Linked DNA regions of Homo sapiens: region 1 is linked to region 2. A link is an interaction called in ENCODE POLR2A ChIA-PET data of the cell type or tissue named here. Cell type or tissue: B cell. All regions are shown on one strand. Each heading gives the region's core, and the rest is flanking DNA. Links, peaks and the distances in the headings are about the cores only.

Evidence for each region. Peaks named below come from ENCODE experiments on the same cell type or tissue, not always from the same donor. Only the 100,000 strongest peaks of a DNase experiment are listed, where the experiment ranks them.
Region 1: POLR2A ChIA-PET joins it to region 2 with 5 read pairs; 10 of 35 experiments call an interaction of 5 or more read pairs at or near these places.

The regions. Positions count from the first base shown.
Region 1 is chr10:124,099,305-124,102,218 of GRCh38, forward strand. No RefSeq gene overlaps it. Among named protein-coding and RNA genes, the nearest start is that of CHST15, 7.2 kb to the left of the region's middle. In B cell, for the core only: no CTCF peak of the experiment used is centred there; DNase peaks (open chromatin) are centred at 456 and 1,617.
Region 2 is chr10:124,165,476-124,168,389 of GRCh38, forward strand. No RefSeq gene overlaps it. Among named protein-coding and RNA genes, the nearest start is that of CHST15, 73 kb to the left of the region's middle. In B cell, for the core only: no CTCF peak of the experiment used is centred there; no DNase peak of the experiment used is centred there.

The DNA.
Region 1 (2,914 bases), core at 238-2,737, 66 kb before region 2:
CCACATTGCCAGGCTGTGCAGCTGTGGTCCTGCCTCTTCCCTGGGCCCGTCTCCCTCCCTGGCTCCTGGACACCCATCAGCTCCATCCACATGGCTTCCCAAAGTGGCTCAGGGGCAATAGACAGAGTGGTTCTGAAAAGATGAGTCCTGTGACAATGCCACCACAGAACACTGGTGTCTGCTTCCAGGGACTCCCTGCTCTTAGATGGGGGTTGGCTCTTAGGAGTTGCTTAGACAAAATTGAAGCCTGCTGTGGGTATGGCTGTGGGTGTGGGTGAGAGCTGGGGGCGGGGAGTGGTGTGAGCACCTGTTCAGGGGTGTGCCCCACCCCCACCAGACCCGTGCTAGGCTCACCTGAGCACTTGGGACATGGGCTGCAAGCACCCAGACTCCAGCTCTGACCTCAGCTCCACTCCTCCTTTGCTGTGACCCCCTCTGAGCCTCACATCCCTCCCCGTGACATGAAATGTGGAAGAGGATTCTCTTCTGGGACTGTCCCCTGTCAAGGGTCACCCAAAATCGGTATCACTCATTGTGAGAAGTGAACAGAAAGGGATTTCCTCCCTCTCTGAATCGACCTTCTGTTGCTGAGTAAGAAATTACCAGAACTTCATGACTTAAAGCAACATCCTTTTTTTTTTTAATCTCACAGCCTGTAGACCAGAATTCTGGTGGAGTCTCTGCTCTGGGTCTCACAAGAATGAAGGGAAGGTGTCGGTCAGGCTAGGCTCAAACCTACCGGTCCTGGGGAGGGATCCAAGTCTTAGCTGCTGATAAAACTAAGGTCCCCATTTCCTTGCTGGGTGCCAACATAGGTGCACTCTCTATGCTTAGAGGCCACCCCCATTCCTTCTATGTGGCCCTCTCCACCTTCCAAACAGCAACAGCATTTCAAGTCTTTCTCACTCTTCAAACCCCTCTGCCCTCCTTTTCTGCCAGCTTTTAAGGGCTCATGTGATTCCATTAAGCCCACCGAGGATAATTCGAAAATAACCCCCTCTGCTAAAGTCAACTGATTAGTAACCTTAATTACATTTGTAGAGTCTCGTTTCTTACGTAACCCAACATATTCACGAGCATGACACCAGGGCACAGGTAAAGGTGATGGGGGAAAAGGTCACAATTCTCCAGAGAAACAGAACCAATAAGGATGTATGTGTAAATGCACACATGTAGGTATTTGTGCACTATAAGAAACTGGCTCACATGATCATAAAAGCTAAGGAGTCCTGGCCCACAAGTCTCTGCCTGAGTCCGACTCTGAAGGCAGGAGGGGGCCGGCATCCCAGGTGAAAGACAGTGGGGCAGAGAGAGAGAGGACTCTTTCTTACTCAGCCCTATGTTCTATTAAGGCCCTTATTGAATTAGAGGAGACCCGCCCTCCCTGGGGAGGGCAGTCTGCTTTGCTCCGTCTACCAATGCAAATATTAATTTCATCCCAAAACACTCTGATGTGGTTTGGCTGTGTCCCTACACAAATCTCATCTTGAATTGTAGTTCCCATAATCCCCATGTGTTCTGGGAGGAACCTGGTGGGAGGTGATTGAATCACAGGGGCCGTTACCCTGGTACTGTTCTCATGATAGTGAGTGAGTTCTCATGAAATCTGATGGTTTTATAAGGGGCTTTCCCCAACCTTCACTCAGCATTTCTCCTTTTTGTCACCATGTGAAGAAGGGCATGTTTGCTTCCCCTTCCACCATGATTGTAAGTTTCCTGAGGCCTCCCCAGCCATGCTGAACTGTGAGTCCATTAAACCTTTTTTCTTTTTAGATTACCCAGTCTCTGGTAATGTCTTTATTAGCAGCGTGAGAATGGACTAATACATACCCCAACAGACAGGCCCAGAAAAAAATGTTTGACCAGATATCTGGGCACCCCATGGCCCAGCCAAGTTGACACAAAAATTAACCATCCCAGGGGTCATTTAAAATTCGGCCTACCTCACCCTTTGTGTTAGGAGTTCCAACCAGCTAGCTTGTCCCACTTCTTCAGGAAATATTTTCTGAGCAGGCTCCAGGGACATCACACATGAGCCTCCAGGACTCCCACCCACCCTTGGGAGGCCCACGGTCTGAAAGGCTACAGACAGGGAAGAACCAGGTGCCATGTGCACGTCAGGGCTGGGGCAGGTGGCTGCCCCCCATCAGGTGCAAGTTCTTGTGCACTCAGTGAGAAGCCAGCCCAGGCAAGTGTTCCCAGCCACATCACTCCAGGCCATGCTCAGGGATTTGCTTTACACAGGGACTCCCTGTGCAATGACTGACTCACCATGTTCTTTTGATATAGTCACACAGAAGCAGTTGACACTGAAATATACACAGGTGGAGTTCTATGGTGGCTGGGAGTTGCTTCAATAATGGGCTGTGGGATGAGCTGGGGGTGTCAAAAAATGAGACCAGCCAAGGTCATTGAGGCTGGCTGGTGGCATGCTGGCATTCATCCCTATTTCTGGTCTATATTTGGAAACATTCATTAAAAAAGGGTTTTAAAAATGCATTTTAAATGACAATTTTTGTCTTCATCACAAAGGAAAAACCACCATCATTTACCATAAAAAAAATCACAAAGTAAATACAATGAAAAGAAAACAAAGGTTACTCAACTCCAGCTAGGTACTAATGAGTCCTTTTTCCTTGTTAACAGGAATATGAGTGAGTGCCAGAGTTTAGGGCCCAGGGTCCAGCAGGCTTTCTCACAGGGATCAGTTTTTAAGAACATGCATCAGTTTTATTTTTATCTTTCTGATTTTAAGAAAGCTGATAACAAAATGCCCTTCTTAGTCTGTGGCCGTGCTGTCTTTAGTGCTAGATGTTTGCATCGCCTAGGATCCCCTGTGGTCTGGGTGAGCCCTGTCTGGGCACACTGCATGTGTGCAGGGGGAAGAGGAATGCAGGTGGGAGAGGGGCCAGAG
Region 2 (2,914 bases), core at 103-2,602:
GCTACTCACTGCCGTGATGCAACTAGAGCCCCTGGGCCGTCCCGGTGTCTGCCCCACTGACCGCGTCTCATCGTGAGCCCCTCCAACCACGATCATAGTGTCCCATCCTGGGGCCCTTCCTTCATGCTATGAATTGAATTGTGTCTCCTCTGAACTGCATAGGTTGTTGAAGTTCTAACCCACACTGTGATTATAATTGGAGATAGGGCTTTAGGAGGTAATTAAGACTAAGCAAAGTCATAAGGGTGGGGTTCTCATCGATGAGATTAGTGACCTTGTAAGAAAAACAGGAAGATTTCTCTCCTCTCTCTCTGGATGTGAGGACATAGGGAGTTGGTGGCTGTCTGCAAGCCGGGAGGAGGGCCCTTGCCAAGAACCAAATTGCCCTGCACCTTAATCTTGGACTTCTAGCCTCCAGAAGTGTGAGAAATAAATGTCTGTTTAAGCCACCAGGTCTATGATTCTTCATTATGGAAACTCGATCAGACTAAGACATTCCATTTAAAAATCTATTAAAAATAATATTTTACAATTGTACTGATATAAAGACAAATATATTCATATTATATATTAAAACATTTTCTTCACCTTAAAAATTTATTTACTTTTCTTCTGATAAAAAAGCATGTGGCTGAGCATGGTGGCTCACACCACTAATCCCAGCACTTTGGGAGGCAGAGGAAGGAGGATCACCTGAGGTCAGGAGTTTGAGACCAGCTTGGCTAACATGGTGAAACCCCGTCTCTACTAGAAATACAAAAATCAGCCGGCCATGGTGGCAGACACCTGTAATCCCAGGTACTCGGGAGGCTGAGGAAGGAGAATTGCTTGAACCTGGGAGGCGGAGGTTGCAGTCAGCCGAGATTGCACCACTGCATTCCTGCCTGGGTGACAGAGCAAGACTCCATCTCAAAAAAAAAAAAAAAAAAAAAAAAAAGCAAGAAAGCATTTTCATGGGTCCTAAAAGGTATCTTGGGTCCTGGGCATTGTGCCTCTCAAGTCCGATGGGTAAATCAGTATCACCTCGAGCTCTCGGCCTAAGGACTTTCCCAGTGGCAGCAGCGTACTCAGCCAGAGGCTGCAATGCAGTGCCAGGCAGTTCATGCCCCCGAGAGCAGTCCTCAGCCGAGAACACTAGGAGTTGGGGGACGGATCAGCCCCGCTTCCCTGCCTTGTGGGTAGCACCGCTCTAACGCAGGCCTAAGCTCCCACCGCCCACTGTGGCCTTCCCTTGGCTACACAGGCCCACCTTGGCTTCCCTGCCTTCCTCCCACCCACACCTGTGCCTCATGGTAAACGGATAGCTGGCATTACTTGCACTCAAATCTTTGTCTTAGGGTATGCTTTTGGCAAACCAAACCTAAAACATAATCGTTCTCTTGCACATGCAGTGGAAGCTCTCTAACCCAGCGTCCGCTTCGCAGAGTGGCTGAGTAGCCAACTCTTCCTTTCCCTTGCCTTGCCCTAAACCAAGTGACCTGATGTAGTTGGTGTACGAAGGCTGTCAGCGGAGGGGCTACTTTCAGGTGCCTTCCCACTTCTGCTCCCATCTGTCCAACTGTGAGATTACCCAGAGTCCGATGGCATGGTCCCAAACCTGTTTATGCCAGTTGTATTTGTTGTTGTAGTTATGTAATGTATTAGTCCGTTCTCACACTGCTCTAAAGAACTACCTGAGACTGGGTAGTTTACGAAAAAAAGAGGTTTAATTGACTCACAGTTCCACAGGCTTAACAGGAAGCATGACTGGGAGGCCTCAGGAAACTTACAATCATGGCAGAAGGCGAAGAGGAAACAAGCACCTTCTTCCTACGGTGGCAGGAGAGGGAGAAAGAGCAAAAGGGAAGTGCCACACTTTTAAACCATCAGATCTCGTGAGAACTCACTCATCGTTAGAACAGCAAAGGGGAAATCTGCCCCCACGATCCAATCACCTCCCACCAGGCCCCTCCTCCGATTCGACATGAGATCTGGGTGAAGACACAAATCCAAACCATATCATGTAATTTCCTTAAATATTAGTTAAACCAATGAAATATAAATGTAAAAAAGAGAGCTGCTGCTTCTATGAAAACTAAGTTGAATACTCAGGTAAGACTTGGTAGAGATAAGTTGCTAAAAATGCTGTCCATCAAATCGATGGGTAGGTTGCCATCTGTGAGAGACTGGAGAAAATGATAAAAACCTGGAAGGAGTCTAAGACACATCGCTCCACAGTATTTACGCTCTTTTTCCACTTAAAAGTGAAGCAAAACTAGAAATCGTAGATCATGTGCTGTGGACGTGGTTGGCCTGAGGGAGGGGGAGGGTGCAGGTCTTCTCTGTCCCTGCGTTTCCAAATCCACCCTCCCTCCTTCCCTGGGCCTTGGTGGGGAGAGGATGCATCTCACACCTACATCAGTGTCCAGCTCCAGTCCTCGCCCCTCTCCCCGAGCCTGGAGAATTTTCTTTTCCCTTGTGGTAAAAAACAAGTAGTCATCAAAATCCCTTATTAGGCCAAAATTCCAGCATTTGAAAACTCCAGGCCAGATTCTTCCTCTCCAGCCAACCCCAACATCCCTCTAAACAGGGGAAGGGTAAATGGATGAAGGAAAATGTTTTTGTGAGTTCAGTCTGCTATTTTTTTTTAATATTTTATTTCATTTTATTTTATTTTATTTTATTTTATTTTATTTTATTTTTTGAGATGGAGTCTCACTGTGTCGCCAGGCTGGAGTGCAGTGGCGCAATCTCCACCCACTGCAACCTCTGTCTCCTGGGTTCAAGCGATTCTCCTGCCTCAGTCTCCCGAGTAGCTGGGATTATAGGCATGCGCCACCAAGCCCAGCTAATTTTTGTATGTTTAGTAGAGATGGGGTTTCACCATGTTGGCCAGGATGATCTTGGTCTCCTGACCTCGTGATCTGCCCGCCTT